2 separate regions of the Homo sapiens genome follow, and region 2 is linked to region 1. A link is a loop called in an ENCODE intact Hi-C map of the cell type or tissue named here. Cell type or tissue: heart left ventricle. All regions are shown on one strand. Links, peaks and the distances in the headings refer to the core of each region. The heading gives the core; the rest is flanking DNA. Region 1 overlaps ALDH7A1 (aldehyde dehydrogenase 7 family member A1). Region 2 overlaps LOC124901056 (a long non-coding RNA gene).

Region 1 (11,723 bases), core at 458-8,457:
CTTGGGATCTATGGTCTTGTGAGAAATGTGGCACACTGAGCGGTGCAACTGATCTTAATTTAGAGCTTAACTCTGGCTCTTCAGCTGTGACGTGCACCGCAGGTAACGTTCTTCAGTGTAGTTTTAAGTTATCTTCCTTCCTGAATTCTTTGGGAGTTTGCAAGCTTGGACGTGCCGAAATCTTGCCATGTTGTACGTTGGGCTGTGAACTCCTTTGAGGACTGGATTTTCAGCATTTCTCCATTGCCCAGGGCTTAACACCGCGCCTGATACCCATTACTGCTCAAAACAATGTTTTATAGAATACAATGGAAAGGTAAGGTTATTATCGCCCAGATTTTTTTTTAAAAGAAAGTTTTTTATAGGAGGATGTTATGTAACAGTTAACAAACTTTGTTGGACGTTGTATATTATATAATGAACCTGCCTTGGTAGAGGGAACACGTCTTTTGGTAATCAGTGGCTGTAGGAGATACAGATAATTTTAATTGCTCCTCAGACCTCGGTGTTTCATCCTGATTTCCGTGTGGTATCTGATCATTAGGCTCTTGGAGGCCTTTTTAGCTGTGCCTTGATTTTCCCTTTCATTGTTGACCTGAGACCTCTCCAGTTGGTGTGGACACGGGACTTTCCAACAGTTTTCCTGCCTTGGCCATTTCATCTCTGAGCAGAGGGTGGGCAGAGTAAGGAAGAGAAGAAATAACTAAAACTAGTCAGTTTGGTCTGTTATTAATGGAAAAAGAGACAAAATAACTGCTTATGTTAAGGCTTTTGTTTATATGCCTAATATTGAGATGTCAGAGGCGAGTTTTGCAGAAAGGTAGTTTCTAATGTTTAAGTCAGAAATGAAAGACAACCTCTGTAGAGTGGTTTATATGTAACAGAAGTTAACCTAAGCTTTTTGAGTTTGGGTATTATATCATTTTTTCCTCTCTTGTTTTTCTTCCCCGTTTGGTCTATTCCCTTACTTCAAAAGGGATTACGTTTTCTATACATGATCATCATCCTTTTGTTTTAAGGTTATTACGACCTATTGCCCTGCTAACAACGAGCCAATAGCAAGAGTCCGACAGGTAAGAGTGTGTGTGTGTGTGTGTGTGTGTGTGTGTGTGTGTTTAATTCAAATTATACACAAGGAGTTTGTGCAGGCTTTCTTTAGAGGCAGAAGCCAGTTAGGCAGGTCAAGAATAATATAAAATCACAAATGAAGAGAATAATGTGTTTATTTTTCATTTGTCATTTAGGACTGTCTGGGGGAGACTGTCCTCTCTTGGGTGGGGGCGTGAAAAGGAAAGAACCATAGAAAAGGTGAAGCGTAGAAAGATTAGGCAGGGGGCCATTTAAGGCAGTGCTTCTGAAGTACCTGAGGATTTTGTTAGAATGAAGCTTCTGATTTCCGAAGTCTGGGTTGGAGCTCAAGGTTCTGCATTTCTAATATGCCTTACATGTTCCCAGATGAAGCTGACAGATTTTGCTTTGAAAAGCAAGGTTTTAAAGCATAGTTGGATACCAACCTGTTTTACCGGGTTCTAGCTAGTTTTTGGAAGTATAGACTGTGGGAATCATTCTCAGCCATAAATGTTAGGGAACCCTAGAGATTTCCCAACTCTTTTCTGAAAATATTTTTGTGTTCTAGAAGATCATCATCATTTCTCTTTATTTCCCCCTTTCTGTCCCCCTAATTCTTAATTTAGGCCAGTGTGGCAGACTATGAAGAAACTGTAAAGAAAGCAAGAGAAGCATGGAAAATCTGGGCAGATGTAAGTATGGCCTTTGTTTCTAGAATTCAGAAAAGATCACTTTGCCTATTGTAACCAATGAGATACATAAACATCTGATAAGCAGGTCAGTGCCGCCTTGTTAAAATGTGAGCTCCTTGGGGGCTGTGATACTGTACTAGGGCTCCTGCTGTTTTGGAAACACCTCTGCCATATTTCTAGGGTAGTGCCTTTTTTGTACTTGCCATTCATTGAATGGATAAATTTAAATGAATTAAAACTTTGTGCTGGTATAGTATAAACTTGAGCTGTGAACACTATTCTTCACTGAAATTACTTGAATTTATAATTAAATAGAAAATGAATAGAAGATCTATGCCAGAAATATTTGTTTGCTCCTCCTCTATCCCCCTGCCAGATTTGTCTGGGAGTATCTCAGCAATAGGTCAGCATTCCTGGTTTAAAGAACAACAGCAGATCGCACCTGGTGGCTCATGCTTGTGATCCCACCACTTCAGGAGGCTGAGGCGGGTGGATCATCTGAGGTCAGGAGTTCGAGACCAGCCTGGCCAACATGGTGAAACCCTGTCTCTAGTAAAAATACAAAAATTAGCCGAATGTGGTGGCGCGTGTAATCCAGCCTACTCAGGAGGCTGAGGCAGGAGAATTGCTTGAGCTTGGGAGGCGGAGGCTGCAGTGAGCCAAGATAGCATCACTGCACTCCATCCAGCCTGGGCGACAGAGTGAGACTCCATCTCAAAAAAAAAAAAAAAAAAAAGAGCAGTGGCAGCATCCCTTTCTCAGGGCCAGAGGCTCATGTTCCTTGACTGTCTAATCAGGCTGTGAGGCAGAGTCAGCCTCCTTGGTCTCTGAGTCTCCACCATTGGTTAAATGAGCAAATGTGGGAACTGTGACTGGTGCTGGGCTGGCCACACTGACTTGTCACTAGGTGGGAGCTAGGCTCCTGAGAAGGGGAGAGTAAAGGCGAACTAGGATAGCCTGATTTCCCAACCTTTCCACTACCCCCATCCTCAGTGTGCTTTGTCTTGTAAAAAGAAAAGACTGGGGGTGCCTGTCTCCTGGGAGGGTTAAATGAGTTAATCATTTAAAGTGCTTACTGGAGAGCCTGGCACAGGAAAAGCCTCAATACATTTGAGTTAAACCCTGTGCTGTTGGGTGTGGGACTGCTGAGGGACTACTGAGCTGCAGTATTTTCTCTGAGTGAGTGATTGCAAGGGGGGTTGGGTGGGGTTGGGGTGGATTGCAGAGTAGCAGCCTGTCCAACAGAGCCCTGGGTTGGATGAAGCTTTTTTTTTTTATCAGCCAAGATACGTCTTTGTGTAAAGCATGAAGCACATCTTTCCTCTACTTTAATTATGGATAGAAGTATGGCCTAGGGTTCCATTATACACAATCAAAAGTATCCTTGGGCAGAAAAATACCACTTCCACAAGTAAACAGTGTGCTAGGTAAAGTTCACCCTACCTGGATAGAGAATACTGTCCAAAACAGTGTCCTTCATTGTTTTAAAAACTTACTTGTATTTATTTCTGATCATAAAAGTAATAAATATTCTTTTTTTTTAGAAAAGATTGATGCTGTAAATAAGATAAACAAATTTAGTCCCCTTACCCCAACCTCTGCAATGCAAAATGTTCATTAGGTTTAGGTTTTGGTGCATTTCCTTCCAGTCTTTCATGTATTTATTTCATAGTTGTGATTATTGTACATCCATATATACATGGTGTGTATAAAATTTTGTGACCTGTGATGCTTGCATTCCATACCATCCTAAAGTTATTGCTTTTTTTTTTTTTTTTTAAGACAGGGTCTGGCTCTGTCACCCAGGCTGGAGTGCAGTGGCCCAATCTTGGCTCACTGTAACCTCTGCCTTCTGGGCCTGGGATCCTCCCATCTCAGCCTCCCAAGTGGCTGGGATTACACGTACACACCACCATGCCTGGCTAATTTTTTTGTATTTTTTGTAGAGGTGGGGTTTCACCATATTGCCCAGGGCGGTCTCGAACTCCTAAGTTCAAACGATCTGCCCTCTTTGGCCTCCCAAAGTGCTGGGATTACAGGCGTGAACCACCAGGCCCAGCTGCATAATTTTTTTTAAATTGTTGTTTTCCTATACATACATACTTTTTTCTTTTGAGACGGAGTCTCACTCTGTCACTCTGCAGTGGTGTGATCTCAGCTCACTGCAACCTCTGCCTTTCGGGTTCAAGTGATTCTCCTGCCTCAGTCTCCCAAGTAGCTGAAACTACAGGTGTGCGCCACCAGGCCTGGCTAATTTTTTTAAAAAATATATTCTCCAATTTAAAACTTTTAATTAAAAAGTAAACTTTAACATCAAAAATGCAAACTTGGAGAAGACAGAAAAGATCACACACAAGGCTGTCACTTCACACTTGGAAGGTTGCACAGCGGCCAGGCAGAGGGGCTCCTCACTTCCCAGACAGGGCAGCGGCCGGGCAGAGGCGCTCCTCACTTCCCAGACAGGGCGGTGGCCGGGCAGAGGCGCTCTTCACTTCCCAGACAGGGTGGCGGCCGGGCAGAGGCGCTCTTCACTTTCCAGACGGGGTGGCAGCTGGGCAGAGGTGCTCCTCACTTCCCAGACAGTGGCAGCTGGGCAGAGGCGCTCTTCACTTTCCAGACGGGGCGGCAGCTGGGCAGAGGCACTCCTCACTTCCCAGACAGTGGGCAGCTGGGCAGAGGCGCTCCTCACTTTCCAGATGGGGCAGCAGCTGGGCAGAGGCACTCCTCGCTTCCCAGACATTGGGCAGCTGGGCAGAGGTGCTCCTCACTTCCCAGACAGTGGGCAGCTGGGCAGAGGCGCTTCTTACTTCCCAGATGGGGCGGCAGCTGGGCAGAGGTCCTCCTCACTTCCCAGATGGTGGGCAGCCGAGCAGAGGCGCTCCTCACTTCCCAGTCAGTTGGGTGGCTGGGCAGAGGCACTCCTCACTTCCCAGATGGTGGGGCGGCCGGGCAGTGGCGCTCCTCACATCCCAGATGGGGCGGTGGCTGGGCAGGGCGCTCCTCACTTCCCAGACGGAGTGGCAGGCCTGGCTAATTTTTGTATTGTTAGTAGAGACAGGGTTTCACCATACTGGCCAGGTTGGTCTCGAACTCCTGAACTCGTGATCCACCCACCTTGGCCTCCCAAAGTGTTTGGATTACAGGCGTTAGCCACTTCACCTGGCCTTCCTATACATATATACTTAAAAAAAACAAAAACAAAAAAATAGACCAGGCACGATGGCTCACGCCTGTAATCCCAGCACTTTGGGAGGCCAAGTGGGCGGATCACCTGAGGTTGGGAGTTCGAGACCAGCCTGACCAACATGGAGAAACCCCGTTTCTACTAAAAATACAAAATTAGCCAGGCATGGTGGTGCGCGCCTGTAACCCCAGCTACTTGGGAGGCTGAGGCAGGAGAATCACTTGAACCTGGGAGGCCGACCTTGCAGTGAGCGGAGATTGAGCCATTGCACCCCAGCCTGGGCAACAAGAGCAAAACTCTGTCTCAAAGGAAAAAAGAAATTAATAGACTTTTATTTTTTACAGCAGTTTTAAATTTACAGAAAAACGAGTAGAAAGTACAGAATTCCCATTACTCCCTCATTCCTCTTCCCAAGTTTCCTTTTCTTCTTTTTTTTTTTTAAGACAGAGTCGCCCAGGCTAGTGTACAGTGGCATGCTCACAGCTCACGGCTCACTGCAGCTTTGACCTCCTGGGCTCAAGCAATCCTCCCACCTCAGCCTCCTTGGTAACTAGGACTACAGGCATGTTCCTCCACACCTGGCTAATTTTTGTATTTTTTGTAGAGATGAGGTTTTGCTCTGTTGCCTAGGCTGGTCTCAGACTCCTGGGCTCACGCAATTTACCCACCTCAACCTCCCAAAGTGCTGGGATTACAGGCATGAGCCACCATGCCTGTAATAGGCCATTTCCCCTGTTATTAACATTTTGCATTAGTATGTCATATTTTGTTACAACTGATGAGCCAATGTTCATGTGTTATTATAAACTAAAGTACACAATTTACATGAGGGTTCACTCTTTGCATATCCTGTTTTGAATGCTAGTGCAACTTAACATGTTGTCTTTTGACTAGAAACGTCTATTGTATGTGTCTATTTATCTAGGGTAAATACAAACATTTGAAAAAAAAAGAATTTATGTGAATTCAGGGTCTTGTCTTTTCCTGAACTGGTTTTTATTCTGAGACTGAGTCTTGCTCTTGCCTAGGCTGGAGTGCACTGGCATGATCTTGGCTCACTGCAACCTCTGCCTCCTAGACTCAAGTGATTCTCCTGCCTCATCTTCCTGAGTAGCCGGGACTACAGGCATGAGCCACCATGCCCGGCTAATGTTTTTTTTTTGTATTTTTTAGTAGAGAACAGGGTTTCACCATGTTGGCCAGGTTGGTCTTGAACTCCTGACCTCAAGTGATCTGCCCACCTCTGCCTCCCAAAGTACAGGCATGAGCCACCACACCTGGAATGAACTGGTTTTTAAATCTATCTTTGCCCTAGGGAGTGCCAGCTGACATTATGATCTTTCTTAAATATTGGGCTGTACTTTTTTTGTTGCTATTTTCACATTCAGGATCTCATTTGGCAGTCAACTCTTACCCACCATGCCAGCCTCTGCACCTAACATCCTTTCTCATACTTCTGGTGCTTTTTAGACCTCCCAACAAATAGAATGGGGGTGCTACGTGGGAACAGGTTGCTTTCCTGGGTAATAGTAGAGTCAGCTGGGGATCCTACTTGTTTGATTTTGAGTTAAGCAATTGAGTTCAAGGTTTAGGGAAGAGGCAGAGTTTTTCCTAATTGTGCTCTGGGGCTCCTCCCTGGGGCAGGGACTTAGAGAGGCTCGGTAAGAACAGACCAAAGCTTGACCCCCTTCTCGTCACAGAAGCTTTCCCATCTCGATCCTCCCTCACGTGAGGCTTCTCTGCTTGGCCCTCATCCATTTGGCTGACCTTGACTGTGTTAGGACAAACCACTGTTTCATGTAGTTCATTTGAGTTAATTCTAGAATTTTTCTTTTTCTTTTTTTTTTTGAGACAGAGTTTTGCTCTTGTTGCCCAGGCTGGAGTGCAATGGTGCCATCTCGGCTCACTGCAAGCCCTGCCTCCCCGGTTCAAGCGATTCTCCTACCTCAGCCTACCAAGTAGCTGGGATTACAGGTGCCCGCCACCAATTTTTTAAATATTTTTAGCAGAGATGGGGTTTCACCACGTTGGCCAGGCTGGTTTTGAATTCCTGACCGCAAGCCATCCACCCGCCTTGGCCTCCCAAAGTGCTAGGATTACAGGCATGAGCCACTGTGACTGGCCAATTCTAGAATTTTTCAAAGGGAACATTTTTCTTTAAGGAAAATGGAAACAAAGTGAAACATATGGAAAGGTAGTTTATAGAAATTGATTTCTTTCTAAGGAATAGACTTGCTGCTTTCTTCCATGAGCCAGTTTCAGCACAGAATGTAGCCCATTTCTGCCGTCTGCATCCCCATGTGTCCTCATTTTCCCTCCCATCTCTGGTGAGAAAGAGTAGGAGTCTCTCTGTTCTTGAAGACAGGGAACTGTTTTTTTTTTTCTTTCTTTTTTCTTTTTTTTGAGACAGTCTTACTCTGTCACCCAGGCTGGAGTGCAGTGGTGCGATCTCGGCACACTGCAACCTCTGCCTCCTGGGTTCAAGTGATTCTCCTGCCTCAATCTCCTGAGTAGCTGGGATTACAGGTACCAAGCGTGGCTAATTTTTGTATTTTTAGTAGAGACAGGGTCTCACCATGTTGGCCAAGCTGGTCTTGAACTCCTGATCTCAAATGATCCACCTGCCTCGGCCTCCCAAAGTGCTGGGAATACAGGCGTGGAACCACAGCCCCCGGCCATAATTTTCCAAAACCACTTTCTCTTGCTTTTCAGCCTTTGCATATGCTCTGTACCCCTCTAACCCCATGCTTTTCCTCCACTTTGCCTACCTCTTCACAACACCTGGCATGCTTTAGGTCTTAGCCCTAAACTTCTAAACTTGTAAAAAGCCTACTTCAGGTTGCTCCAGTTGTGAAATCTAGCTCCCCTTTCATGGCATTTGCCACATTAGATTGTAATTGCCTGTTTCTTGCCTTTATCACCCCCATGGACTGTCAGCTCTATAGAGGGCAAGAATTGTAACTGCCTCATTTGCAGTAGAATATCCAGGGATTAGCACAGTATCTGGCACATAGAACATATGCAATAATTATTTGTTGAAAGACTGACTGAATAAAATGTGTCCAGAATGGGAGGTAAAAGGCCATGTATACTGGCCATTCTGAGTTGAAATTAACCAACTTAACTAAGCTTATAAATGTGCTGACTAAATTCAATTGAAACATCATTAAACCCACACCATGTGCTAGGAAATGTATAGGTTATGTGCTGATTGATATAATGCTACAGGTTTTTGTTTCCTGTTTCCAAAAGTGTGCATATGTTGTGAAAATGACAGACATTGCAAACATATAAATTGTGGATGAAAATCTGTTATAATTTCATTCCCCACAAAAAACCATTGTGAACAGCTTGGTATATGTTGCTCCAAATTTAAGCAAAAGTTTACTTACCATAAGTGTTTTCTTGTTTTGTATTATTCTATTATAGCTTTTCAATGTTTTCCCATAAAAATCGACCTTATTTTATCACTGTTCCGTAATTAACCAATCATGTGCTGATGGACAGTTGGTTTCTTTTTTTCTTTACTAGAAACAGCACTGCAATGAATATCATTGTACCTATACTTTTGCATACTTATGTATATAAGCTCAGTTTCTGTAAGCAGAGCTGCTTAGTTAAAGGGTAGGAATGTCATGCCTGTAATCCCAGCACTTTGGGAGGCCGAGGCAGGCGGATTACCTGGGATCAGGAGTTCGAGACCAGCCTGACCAACATGGTGAAACCCCATCTCTGCTAAAAATACAGAAAATTAGCCGGGCGTGGTGGCAGGCGCCTGTAATGCCAGCTACTTGGGAGGCTGAGGCAGGAGAATCACTTGAACCCAGGAGGCAGAGGTTGCACTGAGCCGAGATCGCGCCACTGCACTCAAGCCTGGGCGTGACAGAGCGAGACCCCGTCTCAAAAAATAAATAGATAAAACAAAGGGTAGGAATGTTTTAAATGTTAATAGATTGCAAAGTGACCATCCAGAGAAGCTGTACTAAGAGACAGTGATACACTTGGGGAGAAGAGAGAGCAAGGAAGAACCTTGAGCTCACAGCCAAGCTCTGTGAGGCAAGTGTGAGCAGTGCTGTGATTAGGAGCAGTGGGAGTTAGGGGGAGGGTGTGATTGGCTTCTGCCTGGGGGAAGGTTTCATGGAGGGGAATGTTCCTTTTACCTGTACTTTATTATTTTTTTTGAGACAGAATTTCACTCTTGTCATCCAGGCCGGAGTGCAATGGCGGGATCTCAGCTCCCTGCAACCTCCCCCTCCGGGGTTCAAGTGATTCTCCTGCTTCAGCCTCCCAAGTAGCTGGGATTACAGGCACCTGCCACCATGCCCGGCTAATTTTTGTATTTTTAGTAAAGATGGGGTTTCACCATGTTGGCCAGGCTCGTCTTGAACTCCTGACCCCAAGTGATCCACCTGCCTCAGCTTCTCAAGTGCTGGGATTATAGACGTGAGCCACCGCGCCCAGCCTTAGCTGTACTTTGAAGGAGAGGCAGAATTGGGAAGAACTTGATGGGAGAGAGGGAGTGATGGTCACAGTTGGAGAAATTGTGTCTCATTCATAAATCACATCTCAAACTTTATGTGACATAAGCTGTGCTCTTTACCCCCAAAACCTGATGTTTCCCTTCAAGTCTTCTTCATCCCAGTAATTATACTTCATCTACCTACCTATTTAAGCCAGAGAGCGGGAAGTTATCCTGAGTTCTTTAATTCTCTTCATTTCCTGCATCTGTGTGTCCTGTCAATTCTACTCCCAAAACAGACCGTGAATCCACTTGCTGTTTCCCTTGTTACCACTGCAATCTTTTTTTTTTTTTTTTTTTTGAGATGGAGTGTCACTTTGTTGCCCAGGCTGGAGTGCAATGGCGTGATCTCAGCTCACTGCAACCTCTGCCTCCTGGGTTCAAGCGATTCTCCTGCCTCAGCCTCCTGACTAGCTGGGATTACAGGCGCACACCACCATGCCCAGCTAATTTTTGTATTTTTAGTAGAGACGGGGTTTCACCATGTTGCCCAGGCTGGTCTCGAACTCCTGACCTTGTGATCTGCCCGCCTCAGCCTCCCAAAGTGTTGGGATTACAGGTGTGAGCCACCACGCCCAGCCTCCTGCCATCCTTTTAGGTAAAGTAACTTACCCATTTCCCCTCCAATCTTGCTGTTTTTCTCTGTCTCAGCTTCCTTTTTATTTCCTTTGTCTTTAAAACCCTGATGGCAATTTGTAATTATTTGTTGGCAATTTGTAATTATTTGTTGCCTTTTCTTCTCCTCTGTGCCTTCCAGTAGATATTTGCTCCATGAATGCCTTGCTTCTTATTTTGGCTCCAGTGCCTGGCCATATCACAGTTTTGATGTGATCAAAAGTCTTCTTTGATATGATTGTAATTTGTTCTTTTACAGCACACATCCAATACTGTGTTATAAACATGAATTTATGCTTTGAATCAGACACAAAAATTGCATTCTTTTCTTAGATTCCTGCTCCAAAACGAGGAGAAATAGTAAGACAGATTGGCGATGCCTTGCGGGAGAAGATCCAAGTACTAGGAAGCTTGGTAAAGTATTTTTGTAGTATATACACAATTCTTTGAGTGGACAATAAGGCTGTCATGCTTTTCTATATATAAAATTGTGAGGTTTTTTTTTTTTGAGATGGAGTCTTGCTGTCACCCAGGCTGGAGTGCAGTGGTAAAATCTTGGCTCACTGCAGCCTCTGCCTCCCATGTTCCAGCAATTCCCCTGCCTGAGCCTCCCGAGTAGCTGGGATTACAGGCTTGTGCCACCACGGCTGGCTAATTTTTTGTATTTTTAAAGTAGACATGGGGTTTCATCATGTTGGCCAGGCTGGTCTTGAACTCCTAACCTCAGGTGATCCTGCCTGCCTCGGCCTCTCAAAGTGCTGGGATTATAGGCATGGGCCACCACACTTGGCTAGAAGAGTTTTTAAGAAAAGTAATTTATATTATATTATATTTTATTATTTATTTATTTATTTATTTATTTTTGAGATGGAGTCTTGCTCTTATTGCCCAGGCTGGAGTGCAATGGCAGGATCTTGGCTCACTGCAACCTCCCCCTCCTGGGTTCAAGCGATTCTCCTGCCTCAGCCTCCCGAGTAGCTGGGATTACAGGTGTGCACCACCATGCCCGGCTGATTTTTGTATTTTTAGTAGAGACAAAGTTTCACCATGTTGGCCAGGCTGGTCTTGAACTCCTGACCTCAGGTGATCCGCCCGCCTTGGCCTCCCAAAGTGCTGGGATTATAGGCATGAGCCACTGTGCCCGGTTGTACTTTATATATTTTAAAAATTCTTTCCTTAGAGGAAAGATTAACAAGGTAGACAGGAAAAAGTGAAGGCAATTGTTGTGTTTTAAAATTCTTTGGAAAATGAAACAGACTTTCTTCAGTTTATTACATTTACAAAACATGTTTTGCTTCCCCCTTTCTTTAATTTAATGTTTATAATGTGAATTCTGTTGGAAAAATTCTGCTTGTCGTTTTATATTTCTAGGTGTCTTTGGAGATGGGGAAAATCTTAGTGGAAGGTGTGGGTGAAGTTCAGGAGTATGTGGATATCTGTGACTATGCTGTTGGTTTATCAAGGATGATTGGAGGACCTATCTTGCCTTCTGAAAGTAAGCAATGAAATTAGTTAAGCTGAGTTTTGTACTCTGATATACAGAGCTCCAAAAAAAATAAAATACTCTGGCTATTGACTGTGCAAAAGAGAAATTTCAAGTGGCATAAATATGTGAAAATATCCTCAATCTTTCAAAGAAATGCAA
Region 2 (11,723 bases), core at 1,964-9,963, 240 kb after region 1:
TTAACTGAGATAACATTGTTTGAAAAGATGATTTATGGAGGTTCAGGGTTTGCATAAACAGCTTAGGAGGTCCAGGATATCTGTGCACTTCCTAGGAGACCTTTTACATCAGACTTTCTGTGGCTTCCTAAGGAAATGGATATTGATGTTATGACCTCAGACAGGGAGCAGCAGGTACAGCTGGCACATGGATTCACAAATGCTTGACTGGCCCTCTGATTTCAGCTGTGACTATACTGGACAATTCTCTGCAGGCTTCCACTTATTTTTAGCTGAGATTGTCTCACTTCAAGTGCTTCATCTAATATCTCAGGTATTAGATTAATTTATTAATCTAAAGAAAATATAAAGAAATTAGATTTTTGGTGCTGTAAGGAACTTTCTAGGCCATGGCACATGCCCAGAGGTCAGGGGAATAACCCTTGATCTGTGGGGTCTGGGGGTCAATGGTTAAATACTCCTCTACCTCTCGTAAGTCAGGCAAAGCCTCATTATGAAGGTTATGAATACTGGGCCCAGGGTTTTATCCCACGGACAGGGTTTTATCCACGGCTTGAGCGGAAGAGTGACGGCAGGGAGAATGTTAATTAGGATCCTAGCCACTTGAATAACGTGGACGTTAGATTGATGTGGGAAGTAAATAGGGGCAGGAACAGATAACCAGGAGTCAACTACAGTTGTCTTGATTGGAAATAAATTGTGACCAAACTAGGCAGAGCAGTGCTGTAGAAATTTGAAGGTGGAGACCTGATAGTAAAACCCCAACTATGCTAGTACATTTCCCTTACTGACTTGGTGTGTTTGGTAGCCAATGAAATGGGCTCGGTCTCAGTTATCTCTTGCTGTATAACAAACCTCTCCCAAATGTAGTGGCTTAAATTGGCAATTTGTTCACGAAGTTGAGCAGGGCTCAATTAGGCAGTTATGTTGCTGCTGTTTCCGGGGGTATATTCAAATAATTAACTGTTATCAGGAGGTTGTCCTATGGTCTGAATGTGTCCCCCAAAATTCATGTGTTAGAAACTTAACCCCCAGTGCAACAGTGCTGGGAGGTGGGGCTTTTGGGATGTGTTTGGCTGAGCCCTGATGAATTAATGCTGTTATAGGAAGAGCTTGTGGGAGTAGACTTGCTCTTTGTCCTTCTGCTAAGGGAGGACACAGCATTTCTCCTCTCTGGGGATGCACTATCCAAAGCACCATCTTGGAAGCAGTGAGCAGCCCTCATCAGATGCTGGCCCCTTGATCTTTGTCTTCCCAGCCTCCAGAACTGAGACACTTCTGTTCTTGATACTCAGTCTGGGTATTCTGTGATAGCAGCACAAATGGACTAAGACAGGTTTGTTGGGGCCTTCAGAGTGTGTTCCGCCTGGTCTCTCCCTGCAGTGGCCTCTCTCACTTTTCTTACACGAAGGCCTCAAGTCCAGAAGGCAAGAGCAAAATTGCAAGCTTCTTGAAGCTCAAGCTCAAAAGTCACATAACATCACTTCTGACTTATTCTATCAGTCCAAGCAGTCATGAGTCATCCAACTTAGATTCACATGGTGGGGAAATAATCTATCTCTTGATGGGAGGAGCTAATACAATTTATGACCACTTTAAATTTTTCAGTGTATCTTGGTAGCTGATGAAATGAACTTTTGGTGTCTTCTTATCTGGGTTTGGATTTATAGCTAGAATTCAAATAACCATGTGCTGACAAACCACTCCTTCCTCTTACTAATACCCTGGTAAATATTCCAACACCTCTACTCTTGTTCCTGTTAAATATTTAAAGCCAGGACACTTGAACTCTATCATAGACTTAATCTCACGTAAGTAGAAGAATGTAGGAAAAAGCTTAGATTCTTGGAATATTTTCCAGAGCCACTGAAACTAATATCTTTTAAAAAACTACTGAATGTACTTCAAATGAGTTTTATGAAACTAAAGTTTTTTGTGAATTTGGGCTTTTTTTTTTCAAGGAAGAGAAAAACAATAAAGGGTAATTATATTTTCAGAATATGGTCTCAATGTTTATGGGACCATTTTGATAATTGCTTTAATTAACATCTTCATAACAGAATAAAAACTTCTCTTCAGTGCTAGTATTATGAAATATTGGTAAAAATGTTAGTGCCTTAAATATCAGTTAGCTAGTAACAATAGTAACTTAGAAAGTTTCATAAAGTGGCAGCACTGAAGTATCAAACTTACAAAGTATCAAACTTACAATTTTGTCCTTAAGGTATTCCCTGCATATTTGGGATGTTACCCTCAATCTGGAGAGCTTTTGATAATAATACAAGAAATCATTTTTTTTTTTTTTTGAAAGAGTCTCACTCTGTCACCCAGGCTGGAGTGCAGTGGCACGATCTCGGCTCACTGCAAGCTCTGCCTCCTGGGTTCACGCCATTCTCCTGCCTCAGCCTCCCGAGTAGCTGGGACTACAGGTGCCCACCACCATGCCCAGCTAATTTTTTGTATTTTTAGTAGAGACAGGTTTCACTGTGTTAGCCAGGATGGTCTCGATCTCCTGACCTCGTGATCCGCCCGCCTCGGCCTCCCAAAGTGCTGGGATTACAGGCGTGAGCCACTGCGCCCAGCCAAGATATTGTGTTTTAAAGAGGTAGCAACAGAATGCTAATATTCTTTCCCATGAGGAATGGTTAGGTCATGTATATACAATGTGTGGAAAGCTGTGGCAAAACTTGATCCCTAAGTGGGGTATTGGCTTCAGAACAGTTAGGGCTCTAAAGTCGGAACTGGAGAGGCAAAAAAGAGGTTTTGCTGAAGAGATGAGAACAAAGACAGCCTAAATCAAAACCTTTTTGGAAGGCTGTCTTATTTCCCTTTAAGCCAAGATCCCTGACTCAGTTCTGGGTATTTCTAAGATGGCCTTTCTGATTTATCTGAGAGCTCTCTTTAGTTGTATTTTTGATAAATAATAATTGTACATATTCATGGGGGACAATGTGATGTTTTGATACACTTATTCATTGTAGAATGATCAAATCAGGCAAATTAACATATCCATAGAGCTTTTTACCATTCTACTTCTCTCCTGAAACAGCTGCTTCTTAACAATTGACTTCAGGCTGTTTCCAGAGGTGGTCTTATTTACTTTTTGCTCTTTTGATTAAAGCTTTTATATTCTAACACTGGGATCCATGTATCTCAAAGCGTTTTCCTCAGAATACTTGTTTGCTTAGATGCTCTTGAAACAAAAATTCTATATAGCCATGACAATGCACAAATCATTGACACATGCAAAAACAAAGATGGATCTCACACATATAATGTATGGAAAATAAATCGACATGAAAGTACACACTGAACGAGTCCATTTATGTAAAGCTCAAAACAGGCAAAACTAATCTCTAGTTAAAGCAGGATAGAGGTTGTTTTGGGTGGGGGGTATCTTGAGGAGTGAGCACAAATGGGGCTTTTGTGTGCTGATTATGGTCTGAGCACTGGTTGCTTTGGTAGGCTTGCTTTGTGAAAGTTTATTGAGCTGTACGCTGATTTGAGCACTTCTCTACTTCTTTGTTAAGCTCATTAAGGAGTAGGACAATACAGAACAAATGGTTCTTCTCATTGACTTTCAAGTGAAATATGAGACTGGGTATCTCTAGTGGTTTGTTAAGGAAAGCATTGTTAGGCTGGCAACTTTTTTTTTTTCTGCATCCACTGTATTGTAGTGTTGATTTGGATTTTATTGGGTTTCAGTCTCCAAATAAACCAATAAGGGGTCAAACATCCAACAGATCAGTGGCAATCAGCAACAGAACAAAAACAACAAACAGCAAAGCAAAACACCATCAACACTGCAGTGCTATAGGACTGCATTTGATTGAAAAAAGAATCCTCATGCTCCACTAAGCCAGAAAAAGCTACCAGTATAAGGCATTGTTTCCAAGAAAACTTAAGAGGAAAGTGAAAGCTAAACATTGCTATCACTGAAGCCAATGTTATCTAGACATGTTCTTTATTTTCCCCGGAAATACCATCTAGGATTATGTCACGAGGTATCACTTGGAGAAAAGTTTTCAGCAGGAAAATTGTATATTTCTTAGAAGGGGGTGGGAAAATGGAAGTCATATAGACTGGTAAAAAAAATTAATATTTCATATTTGCCAAAATTCACATTTAAATGTTATATGTTCGTGGCCTTGAAACAGCCAATAGATTTGTCTCTGCCCAGGAGGCTGCACTGGGCAGACGTATTATCTTCCATACAGCAGTGACTGCTCTCACAGTTGGTGTCTCTGCCAGGAGGTTTGTAGACTGTAATAGAAGGTAGGACATGATACCTGAAATCATCATTCTTTTCTATCAGTAGAAAGAGTTGAAATAGGGTCAATGATGCTATCCTTAAGCTATTCCCTGCATATTTGGGATGTTACCCTCAATCTGGAAGTTAGAGGAGGAAAGATTAGCATTTTCAATTTCTGCTGACTTATCAGAGACACAATTGTGATGGGTGAAAATGGAGCTCATCTTTGGGACACAAAATTTAAGCTGACCTAAATACCTTATCTCATCTTGTTGTTAATGTGGTCCATGGGCTGAGAGATTGAATTCACTTCAGCGTTTGTTGAGTGCCATTCACCATGCAGAACACTAGGGATGAAAAGGCATGGGTCTCCCAGAATTGTGGGAGGGACGGATATGCGCACACGGTTATAATCAATGGCAAATGTCATTGCATAAAAATATAGGGATGGTGTTACACACAGAGAAAGCAACTCTACTGGTGGCAGGGAAGCCTACAGAGAAGAAAATCTTAAAAGCTGAGTGGGAATTTGTCAGACGATGCGGGGAAAGGACATTACAGGAAATATGAAAAGCAAGGGGGGAGGGATGAAGCTTGGATTTCCATGGAGGGGCCAGAGAGTGGTGAGGACTCTGGGATGTTAGGATTTAGAGAAGAAGGGGAGGCTGGGCCAGGAACGGTGGTGGCTCATGCCTTTAATCCTAGCACTTTGGGAGACTGAGGCAGGCAGATGGCTTCAGGCCAGGAGTTCAAGACCAGTCTGGGCAACATGGTGAAACCCCATCTCTACTAAAAATACAAAAATTAGTTGGGCATGGTGGCATGTACCTGTAGTCCCAGCTACTTGGGAGGCTGAGGTGGGAAGATCACTTGAGCCTGGGAGGTTGAGGCTGCATTGAGCTGAGATTGTGGCACAGCACTTCAGCCTGAGTGACAGAGTGAGACCTTATTGTCATCCAAGCTAGAGCTAGATTTTGGAGGATGTTGAATGCCCTGGGAAGGAATTTGGATCTTAACCTAAAGAGCAGTGGAAGAATTGTGAAAAGGGAGAAATGTGATCCTCCCTGTGTTTTAGAAAGGTAAGATCAGCAACCATTTGGATAATGGCTTATAGAGGGAAAAGCAAACAAGGAGATCGGTTAGGAAATTACTAGAACAATCAAGAACACCCTGAATGAGACTAAAGATGAACAACTTGGAAGGCAGAATCTATCCTGGATCTAAATGCTGTTGTAGGCATATAATGGGTTAGTATAAAAGCATGAAAACAATGTTGACCTATTTTAACAACCCAGAAAGATTTCCAAAATATGTTGTTGAATAAGTTTACAAAAACATGAGCAATAATATTCTAAATCTGTATCTGCACAGAAAAAGCTGAGAATATATGTAGTATACTAAAATGTTAATAGTAATATTTATTTGCTAATAGACTTTTGGGTAATTTTTGGAGAAAAGCAACTCACATGTCCAGTTAAGAATATAGGGCAGGGCGTGGTGGCTCACGCCTGTATTCCCAGCACCCTGGGAATCTGAGGCCAGTAGATCACTTGAGGCCAGGAATTTGAGACCACCCTGGCCAACATGGCAAAGTCCCATCTCTACTAAAAATACAAAAATTAGCCAGGTATGGTGGCACATAACTGTAGTCCCAGCTACTCGGGAGGCTGAGGTGTGAGAATTGCTTGAGCCTGGGAGGCAGAGGTTGCAGTGAGCTGAGATCATGCCACTGCACTGTAGCCTGGGCAACAGAGTAGACTGTCTCAAAAAAGCAGTATGTAAGGGCTTAGAAAAAGTCTTTTATATTCAGACCATTTTTAAAACCTAGTAAATAGTCTGGCACTTCAAGGTAAGTGGGATATGCAGAATCAAGAGGAGTACAGAAAATAATCAAAAGATAAATGGAAAATAAAAATATGATAGAATGTAGAAATGGAATTATTGAACTGAGAAGAGATGGCTGGGGAACAATTTTAAGGGTGTTTTAAAACTTATCTCTGGATGCCTTTCAAGTTGATCCCATTGGTAGAGTCTAAGAATGTTGCTCTATGAAGGTGGTAGAGGCTTACATGATCCATTAAGGACCCTCCCAACTATACGATTCCTTTTATCATCTAGTTTCATTGAATCAGCCTATGAAGGGAACCAAGTCTTGTATTAACTCTTGTAGTATTTCAAGTACTTTTTTCCTTAAAATATACATTTAAATATTAATATATATTTGAAGTATTTCATTCCAATTTCATAAAACAACACTGGCCACAGATGTAAGATTGAACTGATACTGTTGGATAATACAATTTACATGTAATTGTGTGGGACCAAACTGACTTTACCAATTCAGAATAAAATCCTATAGAAGGGTTGAGGGTTGAAGAGATAGCCAAGGAAAAGAGTTTGGAATTGAAAGAGAAGAAAAAGAATGACTAAGGTTAATTTGTAGGAAGATAAATGTATTTATGATGAAAGATCAATAGTTGTACTGCTATCTATTATGAGAAAATGAGGTGCATTTCAAAGAGGGAATCAATATTAAAGTCCATCTTGAGGGGTTTGTATGATGTACTTTTGAGGAACCACCTCTTGTAAGCACCCATCCTTTTGGGTCCTAGGTAAACATGTCCTTCTCCTCTTTAGACCCTGGGCTCTGGCTGCCTGCTTTAGATATTGATTTCCACCGTCATTGTTTCACCCTGTACTTTTCTTTGATTCTCTTTGCTTCCATTTCTTCATTCTTAAAGGGTTAGGATTAGCCTAGGTTGTTTAAAAATGTCTATGTATTAAAATCATGGGCTCCTTTAAGAAGATACATTTAGAGCTTTTCTGGGGAAGTTGAGGTAGAATGGCAGGGTTCCTTCTGGCTCTTCTCACTCCCTAAAGGGGTTCTATGGAGCCAGGCTTGAAAACTACTCAACTTGAATCTGTGCTTCCAAGAGCCAAGAGATTAGTGTGGCCTGGAGTATCCTGAGGACAATGAAGACCCTTGTGAAGATATTTTGCTTTCTCACATTGTTTTCTTAAAAAAAAAAAAAACCTGTGTTGCTGTGTCATCTGGTAGTGGCACCCAGGATCAATTCCTGTGATGGAGAAAATGAAGTGTAGCTATCATAAGTGGGAAAACTTTTTTTTCTCATCTGCCACGGTCTTACTGAGTGGTCTTCTGAAAATCTCTCAGGAGTGCCAAACATCATTTCCTCCTCACTGCTCCATAAAGACACAGTGAAGACCTCTGACTGAGATACACACCACTTTGAGGCTCTGGGAGAAAAGAGGGAACTAGTATCTGTCCTCCAAAGCAGTATCTTCCCTTTTACTTGACTTAGCAGAGGTTTGAGCTCTTCTGGACCTTGATGTTTCTGAGTATCTCCTTGTTCAGCAGAATACTTTTAGCCACTTGCCATCCAATGGCTTGAGTAAATGAGAGTTGTTGTTACATCTTTTGTTGAAAGTATTTCCTGCTGCCATTTTGGTCTTCCCATCTAAACACACTGTATGAAAGGAGTGTGGAACAATCTCATCTTTTAAGGGAAGAAAAATCATTTGTTCTGTTGCTGTCTCAGATGCAAGTCATTTCCAATGGATAACCCTTCCTCGACCTGGCAAGGCTGGTTAGCACAGACTGCAGAGAGCTTGGAACACGCTAAAAGATTGATTCAAGGCAGCAGAAACCTCTTATCTACGACCTTACTGACCTTTCTCAGGATTCACTCAAAAGCTGTATCTGGGACCTCTATTCTGTGGCTTTTGAACTAATATATCTTCATTAGGAGTTAGAAGTAAACAATTTTTTTTTTAAGCTCTAGGAAAGCAGTTTGTTTTGAACACAGTGGATTTGATCTTTAGAGAGAGGTGAACAGTTAACTGTTTTTTTCAGCAAATGCTAAAGATGATGAATGAAATGCCCACAGCTAAGAAGACCTCTTTACAACAGGGAGAGTTATTTTGGAAGGATTTTAAATCATTCACACAGTTACCAGGCTAGGATCACTTGGCTAGCTCTGATTGGTGACTTTTTCATCGGAGGTTTCACAAACAAAAAACAAACAACAAATAAACAAAAACTTAACATTTTATCTTGCAAACCTGAGTCAATATCCAGAATACCAAAGGATTATATCTTGCAAATTATCCTTGTTTAGGGTTTTGTCAAAAGGGTAAGCTCTCCTGATATGCCTGACAGCTTTTTTTGTTTGTTTGTTTGTTTGTTTGTTTGTTTTTTTGAGACAGAGCCTCAGAGCCTCGCTCTCTCGCCCAGGCTGGAGTGCAGTGGCACGATCTCAGCTCACTGCAAACTCTGCCTCATGGATTCAAGTGATTCTCCTACCTCAACCTCCTGAATAGCTGGGACTACAGGCATGCACCACCATGCCTGGCTAATTTTTTGGTATTTTTAGTAGATGGGGTTTCACATACTGGCCAGGCTGATCTGGAACTCCTGACCTCAGGTGATCTGCCCACCTCAACCTCCAAAGTGTTGGGATTACAGGCGTGAGCCACCATGCCCGACCCTGACAAACTCTTTATAAAATATGAGGCTTGCCCTCTGGAAATATGCAAGTGAAGGCATGCAGAATTACTTGATTTTTCCTCTACATGAGTCTTTAGTTTAGACACTGTTAGGGGAAAACATATATGGGCATTGTCATCTAAAGAGGATGTGTATTGGTGTTAAATCTTCTTAAATGAAGTCTTAATTACCTACAGAAATAGATTTGCCTGGGGTAGTTATACAGAATTTGAGGCATATTACTATTTTGATTAATTACAAAGGTTTACACCTGCCCTGCTTTTGTTTCTATAGCACTTTGCTATTCTAGCCATGAGTGATTTGATATCAGTCTCTGGTCAAACCCAAAACACTTATGTAGTTATGCACATAACTATATAAGTATATGATATTTTCTTATAGAGGAGTAGGAGAAAACATGACTCACTTTAGAAAGGTCTGCTTTATGACTTGAGTTCTTGGGTTTCCAACAAATGGCCTATATTTGCGTCATACACTTCTCCATGTGCTTGATATACATTGTCATTTAATCCTTTAAACAACCCTTGTGTGATAGGTATTATTATGACCCCTTCCTACAGATGAGGAAACTAAGGCACAGAGAACACAAATAATTTGTGGAAGGTCACCCTGTTAGTAAGTAACTGAGCTGGTATTAAAACCCAGCCCCCAGAGTGCAGAGCTCATGTCCCTGATGGCATTTTCTGGTGCTGCTACCATCACAAGGAAAAGACAGAATGGCTGTATTTGTCATTCATCTATTACAGTGTGATTGGAAGGAGAAAAGGGGTACAAAAATGTCCTAATAAGAGAATAGTGTTAGCCCTGGGATATAATGCATGTGGGAAAGTGGCATACATACCAGTGTGACTTAAAGACAAACACGTGCTAAATATACATTAATTACACTCCAGAATAATTTAGAATCACGGAAAAGTAAAAAAAGAAAATTATGAGTTGAATAAAAGTGAGCTAAAAGGCACAAAAAGATCTGGGAAAAACACTTGGATAAGGGAAATAATAACTAGTTACAGAATGTATGAAATAATTTTTCCCTTCTTAGGTAGAGTCTTTCACTTACTGAATTTATTAGACTTGGATAGAACACTTAATGTTTGGTTTGGGGAAAATATTTGGATTGGCCTAAAGTTGAAGTTACAGCTTCCCAGATTTGACTCACTTTATTAGGGTTCTCTTGGCGTGCCTCAACACATGGAAGTGTGGGATCCTCTCAGCCGTTGGGGCAGCTGTGTGCAGCCTGGGGGACACCTGTATGAATGTTGACACAAGAACCAGGGGGACCCCCTCATAAGGTGTTGGCTTTATATAACCCCCCCAAACTTAGATATAACCAATGAAAAAGAAGGAAATCCAAATTTACTAAAATCAAGTACCTTAGTAAAATGGGAACTCAAAAAATAAAGTCAGATTACTGTACCCCTATCTTTGACACGGAATTTTTGGCCACAGCTATTGTTACAAGGGATAGACTTTAAGTCATGCAAATGGGGATTATTAAATTTTTAAAAAGAGTCTCATTGATAAGGTTTGTGGGTCATCCCTGCAGAGTGCTGCTTTGGGAGTCTTGGATCCCTTTAGCTTACTGTGGAAAGGCAGACAGCCTGGAAACACAGCTTATAGAAGAAAAATCAATTGAGGCTGTAAATCCAAGAAACCTATTCTGATTTTTAACTTGTGTCTGAGTTAAACGTGCTCAGACTTACAAAAGAAGTTCAAATATTCTTACATGAAACAAAGTCCCTTTGTAAAAAGCACAATTGACAGAAAAGCTGGCACCTGCTATTAATCTTTTCTAGGAAAGGGCTGAGTTTTCTCTTCCACACATGTGGCAGTTTTTTTCTGGACTATGGCAGGGATATGCATTTGAAAATAAAAATCTTTCCCACAGGCTAGGCTTTTGGAACCACTATTTATGAAGCTATAGAGACTTGGATTTATTTCATTATCAGCTTTATATAAAAGTTTCATATATAAAGAATCCCTTTAGTAGGAGAAAGTGGGGAACTGAGCCAGGTGTCAATATCAGTCACCACCTCACCTGTCTATCAGCAGATTTTCTAGTCCCTGTCATGGCTTAGTCACCCTGCTGAAGGCTCTGATTCTTCCTTCCTGGAATTGGTCTTTTCCTTGAAACTCTTTGCCACAATAGGTGTTGTCTTGATTTCTTAATTTTGTTGTTGATGCTCATTTTTGACATCTCTGGCTTTCCAAATTTCCTGCTGCTTCTGGCCTTGACCTTGGTGAGCAAGGATTCTCAGAATGCACTTATGCCTCAAGCTGACATTAGCTTTTTTTTTTTTTATTACGCAGAACTATACACTTATTATAGAAAAATACACATGAGAAAAAGAATCAAAGGAAGAAAGGGAGAATACATAAAATCAACCCTAATTCTATAACCTAGAGGTGTCACTCTTAGCCATTTGGCGTGTATCATTCCAGGATATATAATCAAAATAGATATTATTCCAGGATATATAATCAAAATAATGATCTCTGCATAGCACAGATTATTCTAGAATCTGCTTTTTCCATGTAATATATCAAACACTTCAGTACAATAACCTTTACCAAGCCGTTATAAAAGGCTGCATATTATTTTCTTTAATGGATGTACCATAGTTGATTTAACATCGCCAGCATTGTTAGACACCTTATTTCTAATTTGTCAGTATTTTAAAAAACACTGTAGTGAATGTTCTTTGCTACATCACTGGTGCGGTCACAATGATTTCTTTAGATTACATTTCTAGAAGGAAAATCACCAGGTCGGTCAAGGCATGTGCAGAACTTGAAGCCTCCAGGTAGATGACCAAACTGCCCGCAGAATGTCTACTCCCTTTTCACCAGCCCCCAAAACCTGTGAGGCTGGCACCTTCCCTTGGCTTTTCAGGAGATGTTTTTTTGCTCATCTCTCAGATGCTCTGGTCTGGAGAAAACAAA

What was found. Peaks named below come from ENCODE experiments on the same cell type or tissue, not always from the same donor. Only the 100,000 strongest peaks of a DNase experiment are listed, where the experiment ranks them.
Region 2: it touches region 1 in a loop (4-fold over the local background); 47 of 110 quality-filtered maps call a loop at or near these places.

The regions. Positions count from the first base shown.
Region 1 is chr5:126,582,701-126,594,423 of GRCh38, reverse strand. It overlaps ALDH7A1 (aldehyde dehydrogenase 7 family member A1), which reads left to right. Exons shown (of 18, transcript NM_001182.5): 2 at 1,020-1,073; 3 at 1,695-1,760; 4 at 10,412-10,492; 5 at 11,450-11,573. Among named protein-coding and RNA genes, the nearest start is that of ALDH7A1, 6.7 kb to the left of the region's middle. In heart left ventricle, for the core only: no CTCF peak of the experiment used is centred there; a DNase peak (open chromatin) is centred at 4,673; H3K4me3 peaks cover 529 bases.
Region 2 is chr5:126,341,231-126,352,953 of GRCh38, reverse strand. The region is part of intron 1 of LOC124901056 (a long non-coding RNA gene); the gene reads left to right. Among named protein-coding and RNA genes, the nearest start is that of GRAMD2B, 76 kb to the left of the region's middle. In heart left ventricle, for the core only: no CTCF peak of the experiment used is centred there; no DNase peak of the experiment used is centred there.